Linked DNA regions of Homo sapiens: region 2 is linked to region 1. Evidence: chromatin contacts called from ENCODE Hi-C data. All regions are on one chromosome and are shown on one strand. The core of a region is the stretch at or near the end of the contact, and the rest is flanking DNA. Distances in the headings are between cores, read along the strand shown.

The links. A loop is a pair of places that touch in the nucleus more often than their neighbours do. Pooled maps may share reads with other maps.
Region 2: a pooled map of heart left ventricle shows a loop between it and region 1 (2.2-fold over the local background). The contact joins the promoter of ASB12 here to the promoter of ZC4H2 in region 1. A Hi-C loop is called at or near these places in 1 of 50 pooled maps.

What each region holds. Positions count from the first base shown.
Region 1 is chrX:64,972,518-64,978,747 of GRCh38, reverse strand. It overlaps ZC4H2 (zinc finger C4H2-type containing), which reads left to right and starts at 2,298. Exons shown (of 5, transcript NM_018684.4): 1 at 2,298-2,423. The coding sequence starts at 2,371. RefSeq lists an enhancer at 2,235-2,778.
Region 2 is chrX:64,226,839-64,233,655 of GRCh38, reverse strand. It overlaps ASB12 (ankyrin repeat and SOCS box containing 12), which reads left to right and starts at 3,049. Exons shown (of 3, transcript NM_130388.4): 1 at 3,049-3,193. The region is part of intron 2 of LOC112268307; the gene reads right to left.

The DNA of each region.
Region 1 (6,230 bases), core at 1,049-3,548:
ATTTTTTTTTTCCAGACACACTCTCTTCATTAATCTGCAAGTAACTTGGTCCAAACTGGGCACAGGCTCTAGCTTTATAACTTATTGTGTGGACATGGCAAAACAACTTTCCCTATCTGAGTCAGTTTTCTTCCTTCTAAAAGGGGATGAATCTACTTGCCCCCTTCATAGTGGTTGTGAGGATGAAATGATAGATTGTACATATCAGACTCAGCACAGTAGCCAGTACATGTCAGGCACTTAACGCAGGCTTGTTGCTTACCTCCTCCCCTTACGGGACAGAGCTGGGGCCAGTTCTTGGCTCTGGATCCACAGGCTTTGTGACTAACCAACTCAATGTTCTTTAAATACCAACTAGTGGCTGTACAAGATAGCAACCTTCAAGACAATAGGAAAATGTAGACACCAGGGAGAATTTTATGGTTAAGAAAGTTATTACATCTTGGATCCAAAGAAGAGAAGGGCTTTAATTTCTTCCCTGGAGAATGCTTAAAATCACTGTGGACATCCAGAATGACATGAGATTCATGTTCCACAAACTTCTCAAGCTCCTACAAAATACCAAGCCCTGTATTCAGCATGATCATGGGAATGATCTCATAGAGGCCTCCCAACAAGCCTCTGAGGTGGGCTCACTAGGTACATTTTTCAGATGAGGAAACTGAAGCTCAATAAAAGAAAGCACAAACTCAGAGAGAGTTCTGACTCACTTTTAGTTGGGAGTGAGTCACCATCTTCCTTTTGCCCAACGTCCAGCTCTCTAGGCCTGTTTGTGCACGCTGAGTAACTGCCTCTTACCTGGTCTCATGTCCTCTAATCATTCTCCACTTTGCTTCCAGAGTCCCTCTCTAAAATATTCCTCCATCCTTATCACTACCGTGCTTTGAAACATAAAATAATTAAACATTACTTGGTGCAGAATAAGCACTTAAAAAATGTTTATTAGGGCCAGGCGCAGTGGCTCATGCCTGTAATCCCAGCACTTTTGGGAGGCTGAGGCGGGTGGATTGCTTGAGCTCAGGAGTTCAAGACCAGTCTGGCCAACATGATGAAACTCCATCTCTACTAAGAAATACAAAAATTAGCCGGGCATGGTGGGTGGGCGCCTGTAATCCCAGTTACTCGGGAGGCTGAGGCAGTAGAATTGCTTGAACCCAGGAGAAGGAGGTTGCAGTGGGCCGAGATCTGTGCCATTACACGCCAGCTTGGGCGACAGAGTGAGACTGTCTCATAAATAAATAAATTAATTAATTTAAAAGTTTATTAGATAAATGTCTGCCTACAGGATTAAGTCCAAACCCTTTAGTCTGACATTTAACGTATTTCATAGTCTGGTTCCTACCTGCCTTTTCTAAATACTACATCTCCCATTTCTTTTTTCCACCTCTACACCTCATATAAGAAACCTATATTTCAGGCACTCTGAACCACTCATCCTTTCCTTTCTCTCTCTATTGTATCCTCACCTGGAGAGCCCATTCTCCTCTATGGTCTGACAAATTCTTAGTCACTCTTGAGACCTATTTACATCTTCTCTGCACAGGTTACACCTTATCTATTCCTGTATTTTGACACCACACTGTACTGTAATTAATAGGTAAATTTTCAGCCTCTTCTGTTCCTCAAAGGCAAGGATTTGCTTTTATTTATCTGCCTTGCCCGGTGACTCCTACAGTACTTCTTCCATTGACTGGCAAAGTCCGAGCTTAAGTAATTGTTTGTTGAATGGGTAAGTAGCTGGAAGTACTTACCCACTCTCCTTTCCCCCAGCTTTTGCAGCATCTCCCTCCTCCCATCCTCCTCTTCCCCACCCCCGCCCCACCCTAAATTGAATGCCAAAGTTACTGGTCCCCAGGCAGCAGCTAGCACATTCAACGTCTCCAAAGCTACTTTCCCTGCAGGGTTTCTTTCCATCCCCAAGGCGTAATTAGCGACTACCGCTAATCTTTTGCGGGTGGGTAGGTGCGAGGGCCCCCGAAGGGAGCGAATGGGTATGTCTCTCATCTCTCCAATTGCCTTCAGGAATATTTTTTTCTCCATTTTCCCACACACGGGCCAGACGAATATCCCCATTCCTTTGCACTCTTCACAACCTTTGACATAATTATCTATAACAAATTGATTTAAAGTGCGGCTGCAGGAAGGGAAACAGGCATGTCTCGCTTGGCCTTCTGGGAGTTGTAGTCCTACAGGCCCCCGGGCTTCCTGGCTGGCCCTGAAGCTCCGGACTACAGCTCCCAGGCCTCTCCAAGCCCCTACCGCACAGGCTCATAGCCCCAAGCCCGGAGGAGGTGGCTACATTGTGTCTATTGTATCCCTTGGCTGGTGTATTTGTACATCTCTCGGGACGTGAAATTGACAGTGAAAAGTATGGCAGATGAGCAAGAAATCATGTGCAAATTGGAAAGCATTAAAGAGATCAGGTAAGTGGCACGTTGTCCCCCTCCCCGCCCCTCTCCAACCCTTCGTTGCGGGAGAGGGCTAATTATCTATTGTTGGGCTGTTTGTCTAGAGGAGCTGGAAAGGGGCCCATTCACCACAGACTTGCCGGAGAGGTGAGGATGGGAGGGGCGCTGAGGAGAGTTGAGAGAGAGAGAGACCTCTTGCCAGATGTGGCTGAGAAAGCAAAGATGAAGAAACACGGGTTTGGTACCAAGACAGTTTTATTCTTCTCGAGGTGGAGGTCAGGGCTCTGCATTCATGGACACGTTTTTTAAAAGTACTTGTGTGCCCCAAGGTGTCTTTGGCTCCTTGCTCTTTAGGAGTCGGGATTTTTTTCCAGTCTCTTGTTCAACTTCAGAACCTGGAGTTCGGGAAAGGCTTTTGAGAGCCAAGTCTAGCGCATCGGGGCTGGTGGCTGCTGCCAGGGGCTGCCAACTGGGGGTTGCAGAGGAATCTCAGCGGGCGGAGCTGGGAGAATGGCGCGCGCTCGTTTTCCTTTCACTCACTCGCCACTTTCTTCCTTCCTATCCCGCGCTTGGGAGGGGGATGGGAGCAATGGGGACTGGGGACGCGGTCGCTGCGCTGATGGTGGGATCGCGACAGCTGCTCTGAGGAGCTGGAGGTGACAGGCGGGCTGGCAAAGTGGGAGTTGCCGAAGTGGAGTCCGCTACACGGTTGCTCCTGGAGCAGCTTTTGGCAAAGCGATGATATTGTCCTTGCTCAGAACACAATAGCGCCAGGCGGGCTGTGTGGGCTGGCACAAGGTCTTTCTTCACCTCGCCTTCTCAGCGTGAGCCCCTGCTTTGGCTTTTGCTCTCACTCTGAGAGTGGCCTGGGTCAAGCTCTCTCCCTGGAGTGTTTTCTGAGAACCCAAGGTGGAAGATGTCAAGTGTGTTTCTTTAAGAAATAAGACTTTGATCATGAGATTTAACCCTTAGAGTGCTGGATGAGACCTACACATGGTGATTAGTGGTGGTAGGTAAAGCACCTTGGTTTCTTCTTCTTCTTGAGGGGTTGCATCTCTCTTTCTACAGGAGAGGTAAAGGAAGGGAACTATCATTTATTGAGTCCCTTCCCGCCCCTGTGTGCCAGGCCCTTTGACCTACTTTTGCTCATTCAGCAAGAGTCCTGTGAGCTTCCTACTCCTCCTTTACAGCTGGGGAAATAGAGGCCCAGAGAATTTGAGTGATTTTCCCACAGCCACGCAGCTTGAAATTGCCACATTTTGTTGGTCTGCCTGCAAAGGTATTCCTTTTCCCACTATGTCCCAGGTAAAGTCTGGAAAGGAGAAGGGAATATGTTGCAATTTTTTTTTTTTTTTTTTTTTTTTTTGGCAAAAGCATCAGAAGCTAGCTAGAAAGTGAGACACCTTAGTACAGTAGAATGCCAGCTGTCATAACGATGCAGCTAGTCAGAAGCTTAGGCTTGCAAATGGAGAGCCTAGACTTCCACTCTCACCAAGCTTCAAAGGAACCACCACCCCATGCCCAGAGAAGGACCAGTTGTGAGCAAGGACTTTAATCCCCAGTGAAAATAGACCTCTCCCAGTGAAGACCATATGGAGAACCATGACTTCTACCCTTACCAGTGGTAACTAGGAGTTTCTACCTCAACCAGCTAGGATGGAATCAGCATAGGCCCAGAGAGAAGGCCAAACTTTCACCTCTAAACAGCAGTAACAAACAGCCCTTCTCCAAACTGGATGTCAAGAGACAGTGGAGAAACTGGACTTCTACTGTCCCTCTTCCATCCAAGAGAGTGGTAGAGGACTGCTAAAACAAAAGATTTAAATAAGATCCAGAGTATCCAACTTTTAATCAAAAATCACTTTCCATACTAAGATATCCACTTGAATGAGAAGAGAAAATAAACAGATGCCAATACTGAGATAACACCCATGTTAGAATTATCTGATAAGGATCTTAAAGCACCTGTCCTAAAAACATTTCAGTGAGCAGTTACAATACACTTGAAACAAATGATAATGTAGAAAATCTCAGAAAATGAATAGAAAGTCTCAACAAAGAAATATAAAACATAAAGAAGAACAAAGTGACATTTTTAGAACTGAAAAATACAGTAACATAAAAACCCCAAAAAACTCAATGGATAGGTTCAACAGTAAGGTGGAGAAGAGAGAGGGAAAAAATAGCTTACAAATATAAAACAATAGAAATCACTGTGGCACTATAACAAAAGCTTTAACATTTATGCCAACAAATTCCCAGGAGAAAGAGGGCAGGATTGGAAAAGTATTGGGAAAAATAATGACTAAAATCTTCCCAAATTGTGCAAAAGACATAAACATTTAGATTCAAGAAGAGGAGCAAACACCAACATAATTGACACAAAGAAACACACTCCAAAACACATTGTAATCAACCTTCTGAAAATGAAAGAAAAAGGAAACTTCTTCAAAACAGCTGAAGAGAAACAAAAGCTACAAAGGAAAAAAAAAATTAGAATGACAGATTTATCATCAGAAACTGACGATGCCCTAGCATTTTGTAAGTGCTGAAGGAAAAGAAGTGACAACCCATAAATCTATGTCCAATAATAATATCCTTCAGTATTGAATGGGTAATCAAGACATTCTCCAATGAAGAAATACTAAGGAATTTAGATATACCCTAAAAAAAGATGATAGTAAGCTCTGAAAACAGAAAAGAAACAATAAACAGTAAGCAAAAGCATGGTTAATGCAGTAGACTTTCTCTTTCCTCTTGAAATTTCTTGTATTTTGATAATTGAAGCTAAATTTATACTGTTATCTAGTGTGGTCTCAGCATATGTAGAGGAAATATTTAACACATTTATATTGTAAACTGGGGAATGTAAAGGGGATTGTAAATGTAAAGAGATGTAAAGGGGAGGACATGCTTCTACACTTCATTCAAGCATGTAAAGTGGTAATGTCAGAAGACTATTAAATAAATTATGTATACATAATATATTACTGAGAGAAAACACTGAAAATGCTATACAAAGAAATGTACTCAAAACATTATAAATAAATCAATATGAATTTTTAAAAAATGCTCCAGTCACCCACAGGCAGGCAGGGCAAAGAAAATGGAGAAACTAAAATTACGGAGAATGAACAGAAAAAAAAATAAAAAGGCAGACTTAGCCTTCATGTATCAATAATTATGTTCACAACAAATAGTCTAAATACCTTGCAAACATTAATCAAAATAAAGCAGGAATGGCCATCTTAATATCAAATAAAACAGACTTCAGAGCAAAGAAAATTCCTAGAGATGGATATTACATAATGAAAAATAGTCAATCTACCAAGAAGACATAACAATTCCAAATGTGTGTGTTCCAAAAGTGACTTAAATTAAACTGCTTTTGACAATTTTACAGTAATATACAAAGGTTAAGCCACTTGGTTTAAGAATTTAAAATGGAGAAAGTACTATAAATATATACTTGATGTTCACATATGGACAGATAAACATGTATGAGAGATAGAAATAAGGAAGGAGCAAAGGGTCAAAGAAACTGAAGAAAGGAACTAACATTTGTCAAGCACCTTTTAATTTAAAAGCTCCTGGCTCATTTACTCTTTAGTCTTCCCAAAGGAAATCTGGGATAGGAATTATTACCCCCACTTTACGGATAAGGACATTGAGGATCAGACAGATTAGGCAACTTTCCCATGGTTACACAGCTAGGAAAGAAAAAATAATATATCCTCCTATTCACATGGCATGCACATTTCAATGTTATTAACTGCCCTTACAAATGCTGATTATCTGATTAACCATTATTCACAGTTCTTC
Region 2 (6,817 bases), core at 1,800-4,299, 750 kb after region 1:
GTTGTCCCCCTCCCCGTGTCCATATGTTCTCACTGTTCAACTCCCACTTATGAGTGAGAATCTGCAATGTTTGGTTTTCTGCTCCTGTGTTAGTTTGCTGAGGATTTGGCTTCGAGCTTCATCCATGTCCCTGCAAAGGACATGATCTCACTCTTTTTTATGGCTGCATAGTATTCCATGGTGTATATGTACCACATTTTATTTATCCAGTCTATCATTGATGGGCATCTGTGTTGGTTCCATGTCTTTTCTATTGCAAATAGTGCTGCAATAAACATACATGTGCATGTGAACCAATTGCATTTCTAAGAAGAAACAAACATATGGAACAAGAAGAACCAAATATATGGAAACCCAAATCAAAATCCAATGTCATTTGCACCACAGAAATTGAAATATTTAGGTATATTCTTAACAAAATATACAATCCATATGCTGAAAAATCAGAAATGCTGATAAAAGAAATCAAAGAAGACCTAAATAAATGTAAAAACATATCATGTGCATACACTGGAAGACTCAGTATAACAAAGCACTCTGATATATATAACCAAACTGATATATAGATTTAACACAATTTCTATCAAAATCTCAAAGAGGTTTTTTGTAGGCATAGACAAGCTGGTTCTAAAATTTATATAAAGAGGTGCAGATACTAAAATAGCTAAAACAATCTTGAAATGAAATAGTAAAGCTAAAGGAGTCAATCTACTCTACTATAAAACGACAATGATAAAGACCTGTACACAGATGTTCATAGCAGCTTTATTCATAGTAGACAGATAGTAAATAGAACCCACATGTCCTTCAATCGGTCAATAATTAAACAAATTATGCTACATACCTACTATAAATCACATTTAGCAATAAAAATAAACAAACTTGATACATACAGCAACTTGAATTAATTTCAAGGACATGCTGAGTGAAAAACCTAATTCCAAATGTTTATATCATGTATGGTTTCATTCATATAATTTTGAAATTATAGATATGAAGAACAGATTAGAGGTTTCCAGGGGTTAGGTACCAAGGTGGGAAGAATGGAAAGGAAGTAGGAAGGAAGTAGATATGGCTATAAAAGGCAATGTGAAATATCCTAATTGGGATAGAACTATTCTGTATATTGTCTAAGGTGGTATACACAAGCTACATGTAATAAAATTGTATAGAATTAAATGTACGCACACAGACACAAAAAAGTACAAGTAAACCTGGGGAGATTTAAATAAGATAAGTGGATTGTATCAATGCCAATGTCATACTTGAGATATTGTACTATAGTATTGCAGGATGTTAGCATTGGGAGAAACTCAGTAAAGTGTACTTGGAATCTGTATTAATTCCACAACCACATGTGAATTACAATTATCTCAACAAAAACTTACATTAAAAAATCCTGCAAATCTTTTTTTCAAGAATAACACCTTACTCTGTCATCTTTAGCATCATAATAGCTTATTTGTTGACTGCTAATTGGGCTTGCATGAGGCCTCAGACAAAGTCCCCTGGCTCAAGCTAAGCTGAAACTGGTATGCTTTTTGATGTTTCTGATCTTCAGAGTCACTGATCACACTAGGACATTCCCACATTTTCCAGAGGAGTTATCTGGTCTTCTGTGAGCTCCCTGGCACTATCAATGTGCAAGCAGATTGCTTGACCACTTCATGAGTGAGGTAGACAAGACTGGGGAGGGAACTAAATAGATAACAGATTGAAAGAAATAGTTGAAGGAGCTGGGGCTGTTTTCCCTGAAACAAGGTGACATGGAGGATATAATATCTGGGTTCAGATCCCTAGAGGGCTGTTTTGGGGCAGAAAAAGTGAGAGCTGAGTTTTTGACAAAGTTTCCAGTGCTGGACACATTAAAGTAATGGTGATGCTTTAGGGTGAGGATAGTGGGAGGTTGTGGGCATTTTCTTCAGGCTGAGCCTGGTGGGTCAGTGGACTGGGAAGGTCTTTATAAATGACCAAGGCCTTCTTAAGCTTTAGAAAAGCTGAGTGAGAACACATTCTGTTATGGAGGCTTCTCCTTCCTACCTTCCTCCTCACTCTGAGCAGTGAAGGAAGGGGAGGGGCAACGAGTTGGAGGATATGCAGAGAGGCTCAGTTCAGAAGAGAAAAAAGAAGAGATTCCTCAGGGATATAGAACTAGAAATACCATTTGACCCAGCAATCCCATTACTGGGTATATACCCAAAGGATTATAAATCATGCAGCTGTAAAGACACATGCACACGTATGTTTACTGCAGCACTGTTCACAATAGCAAAGACTTGGAACCAAGCCAAATGTCCAACAATGATAGACTGGATTAAGAAAATGTGGCACATATACACCATGGAATACTACGCAGCCATAAAAAATGATGAGTTCATGTCCTTTGTAGGGACATGGATGAAGCTGGAAACCATCATTCTCAGCAAACTATCGCAAGGACAAAAAACCAAACACTGCATGTTCTCACTCATAGGTGGGAATTGAACAATGAGAACACATGGACACAGGAAGGGGAACATCACACACCGGGGCCTGTTGTGGGGTGGGGGGAGGTGGGAGGGATAGCATTTGGAGATATACCTAATGTTAAATGACGAGTTACTGGGTGCAGCATACCAACATGGCACATGTATACATATGTAACTAACCTGCACGTTGTGCACATGTACCCTAAAACTTAAAGTATAATTAGAAAAAAAAAAAAGAGAAAAAAAAAGTGTGCTAGGCTGAGGCTGGACCTTCTCAGTGCCCCCTGGTGGAGGTGTGGGAACAACCGCAGCTCAGGGGCCTCACCCTGTCTCCCATTTGAGTGGCAGGGAGGGATATAGGAGGATAGGCTGGGAGCAGGAACCCTAGCCTCACCAGGCACCTGTCTATCTGTCAGTCAGTCCTTCCAGGACTTCCCCATGGGAGAGCCCCTCCTCTTACTGAAATCGCTCCCAGAATGGCACTGGTAAGATAACACGGCCTGGGAAGAGGGGGTGGAGGGTAGCCTAAAATTAGCCCCTTGGACCAAGACTAGGGACTGACTCCTAGTCTTTCAACGGCATTGTTAACAGTGGGAAACGAGAGCCCCAGCTGCTCCAGGTTGGGGCCGTGGGGGCTCCCTAAGGAGGGGACACCAGGGCCCCAATGTTTCACAGAGGGGCGGGGGGCAGCGACCCTGGGCAGCATGGCCTCAGGCTGAAGCCCGGTGAGTACCTGGAGCCTAGGACCGGTTTGAGAAGAGTGACCACTGCGGGCCCACAGACCTGTGATCACCCACTTCCCGTTGTAGGCTGTTTCCGCTGGGTCTGGGACGTGGTGGGAGTTGGGGGAGGCGCTTGGAAGGTCGTTAGGGCAACCCACCAGGAGGAGGGAGGAGGGATATAATGCCAGCTCCCTGCCTTGTGTGTCCCAAGAGGATATGTCTGCCTAGGACCTCGGGTCTAAACAGACCTGCTTCTTGAGAGCAATTGTGATTATACACTACAGGAAGTGTGGAGATTTGTCTTTGTGTCCCTGTGTGGTGTTGGCTAGTCTGTGTGTGTGGGTGCCTTAGAGTGGGTTTAAGGGCATAAGGGCAGAACTCGTAAGGGTGAGAGAAGGAAGATGAGGCTTAAAAACGTTCTGCTAATGCCTGAAGGAATGCTCTAGGATGCACGGAAACCAACCACTTTCCTGTGGGAGTACTTAACCTGGATTGACAGACACCAAGAGGGCCTTAGATAGAATTCAAGGGGTCCAGAAACTTGGATGAATAGACAATTACCTTTTTTCCCCCTAACCTCTAACTAAAATGTACTATTTCCTTCAAGGATGAATGCAGGTATCAAATGGCAGTAGCATAACCAGTTCATGTAATTTGGTTACCAGAAGAAACCACAGATATTTCATATCATATTACAGTTGTGGCAGAGATCTTGAAATGTCATTTATTACCACTTAGAAATTATTACTAGACCTTTTTATTTAATGTGTTACTAAAGAACATCTCTTACTATATCATGCATTTAAAAATATTTTGACAGTCACATTTTAATATAATTGGTTTCCTTTAATTTTATGTGTTTTATGTAGCAAAAACCATTCTGAAAGGTGTTTACAGACTTTGCTAGTTTGTCACAGGAACCAATATCACAAAAAAAAAGGTTTAAAACTCCTACATCTTTAGGATCAGGAAGGAGCTACGTGCACATAACAGGCACATAGTAACTCTTTGATTAATAAACTACAGCAAAGTGAGGTAAGACAACAGGCTAGCTGGATTTCCTTGTCCTTATCTAATGGAGGCACGATTCACTCCAGTGCCACAGCCAGCTGGAGAGCATGGCTTGGTCTCCCTCTGGAGGCTCATTATATGAGCTCTGCTGTGGGCTCTTGGTATGAACCTTAGCAAGAACTTCAGCACTTCCCTCTGCCACTCCCTGCCAATTATCTGCCCAGATCCCAGTCGCCAAAATAAAATATTAAGGAGGGAATTCCTACCAGTTATCAGAATAAATTATTTGTAAAGGAACCTTCCATTACCGAAGACCCTGGAATTCAGCATGACACTCAAAAGCTGAAGATCCTGGGAGCTGCAATGTGACTGCTGGAGTCAAGGGAGGGGGGTATGTGTTTGTGTTTCATCTTGTAATAGAAAGAACAGGAGGAGGAGTAGAGAAACCTGGATTCTATTTCTGACTCTGCTTTTGCCTTGATGTAAGGTATATGGAAAACCCCTTACCCTCTCTGGACTCAGTTTCCTCCATCCAAAAAATGGGGATAATATTACCTATTTTGTTACATGAAATTGCTTTGAAAAGCACAGGATTATAAGTGTGTTCTGAGTTCTTGTTAATGAGACAACTAACAATAACAACCATGTGACCTTACCAAAGTCCCTGCTCTGCTCTGAACCTTGGTTTCCCCATCTGTAAATTGAAAAAATTAAATTAAATGATCTACAAGGTCCCTTGCAGCTCTGAGGTTCTAGAACATTAAGTAGGGAGCAATAGCCTTAGAAAATGGAGACATAAGTAACAATCATCATCATAGTAAAAATAGTTACTGAGAACTACTTTCAGGCACTATTCTAAGCACTTACTATGTACTAACTCATTTAATCCTAAGAACCCTCCAAGGCAGATACTATTGTTATTTTGTCTTTACAGATGAAGAAATGGGCACAGAGAGATTAAGTGACCTGCCCCAGGTCACACAGCTACTAAATGCTAGAGCTGGGGTAGAAGCAGAACTCCCATGTTTTGCCACTACCACATAAGGCCTCTTTATCTGCACTAGGGCAAACAAAGACCCATATAGAAGTTACAATACAGTGTGATGACTGCTATAGTGCTATAACACAGACTCTGCAGGAATTAACTTGGCAGAAGGAGTTGCATGTGGCAGAAAGAAACATGGTGTATATGGAGAGCCATCACTTTTTGTCTCTTGTCACTGGACCTCAGGATATAAGTCAAGGAGTAGTAGGAAGTGAGGCTGGAGAGATTGGCCAAGATTTATTCATGAAGGACCTCTGAGCTGGGCTAAAGTATTTGGGCTGTAGCTGGAAAGAAAGGGGAGCCATTAAGGTATTTAAAACAGAGGATTGGTAGAGATCAGATATGTATTTTTAAATTACCACTTTAGCAACAATGTGGAGAAAATATTGAAAAGAGAAACTACCTATGAGACCACTATAACTGCTGAGGCAAAAGGCAGTGGGGGCCTAGATGAAGCATAGTCAATGAGAATGGTCCCTGAAGAGCACAGATGGTCTGGAGAAGTCTTTAGTAGGTAAAATCCACAGGACTTGATGGGATTTTATGAGAGTGGGATAAAGAGGCAAGAGCATTGACAGGAGTCTTGGTTTTTGGTTTGGTTGACCAGGTAGATGGTGAGGAAATGATATATGGATCAAGTTTAGTCATGGTGGTAGTGGTGGTGATGTGATACTGCTGTCTTTGAAGTGCTTGAAGAAACTCAGTGGATACATGCCTGGAGCTAAAGAGAGAGCTGGGGGCTCGGATAGAGACGCTTAAAATAATCAGAATAAAGGTGAGAGCGACTGGAGAGAAGAGGTTGGAGAAGAGAACACAAATATTTCAGGGGAGAATGGGAAGGGAGAAAAATCAGGAGAGTGTGCTGGCAAAGAAGCTGATGGAGGAGTTTGTAGGGAGGAGTGGTCTGTAGGGATAGATATTCCAGAAAAGTCAGGGAAGAAAAGATCTTCAAGATATCCACTGGATTTAACCACAAAGATGACCTTTTGAAGAGCTTTCTTGGTGTATGTTTGAGTGTGGGTGAAGCCAGACTGCAGAGAATGGACAAGTGAATGGAAGGTGGTGAAGTACATAGTAGAAAACTATTTGGATATGTTTGGTGTAAAGAAGGGAGAGACGAAGAGAAAGATAGCTAGAGTGGGACAAAGGACCATAGAAGTTTATTCTCCTAAGTTTTGTCTCCTAAGATGGAGGCTAAAGGTGCAGAGTATGTAGTAGCTCTCTTACTCCTAATAACCTCATGAGAAAGTGACTTCCATTTCTGTCTTATAGATGAGGAAACTGAGTCCCAAAGAAGGGAAGAGACTTACCCAAGGTTACTCAGCAAAGAACTGAGAGTGCTGAGCTGCAAACCTGGGTCTGCTGGATTTCCAAAATCCTGTCCTTCCCATTGCACCCCAAGAATGAATAAATAATAACACCATATATGGAGCTGATGCTGGTGGGTGGGGAGGGGCCTAAAGTTTAGGGTGACCCTACCCACCCACCTCATAATTTTCTTTCTATGAGGTAGGTACCTGAGGTCCCAGACTAACAAAGAGGGGTGGGGGTAGACAGTGAATAAAAGAAGA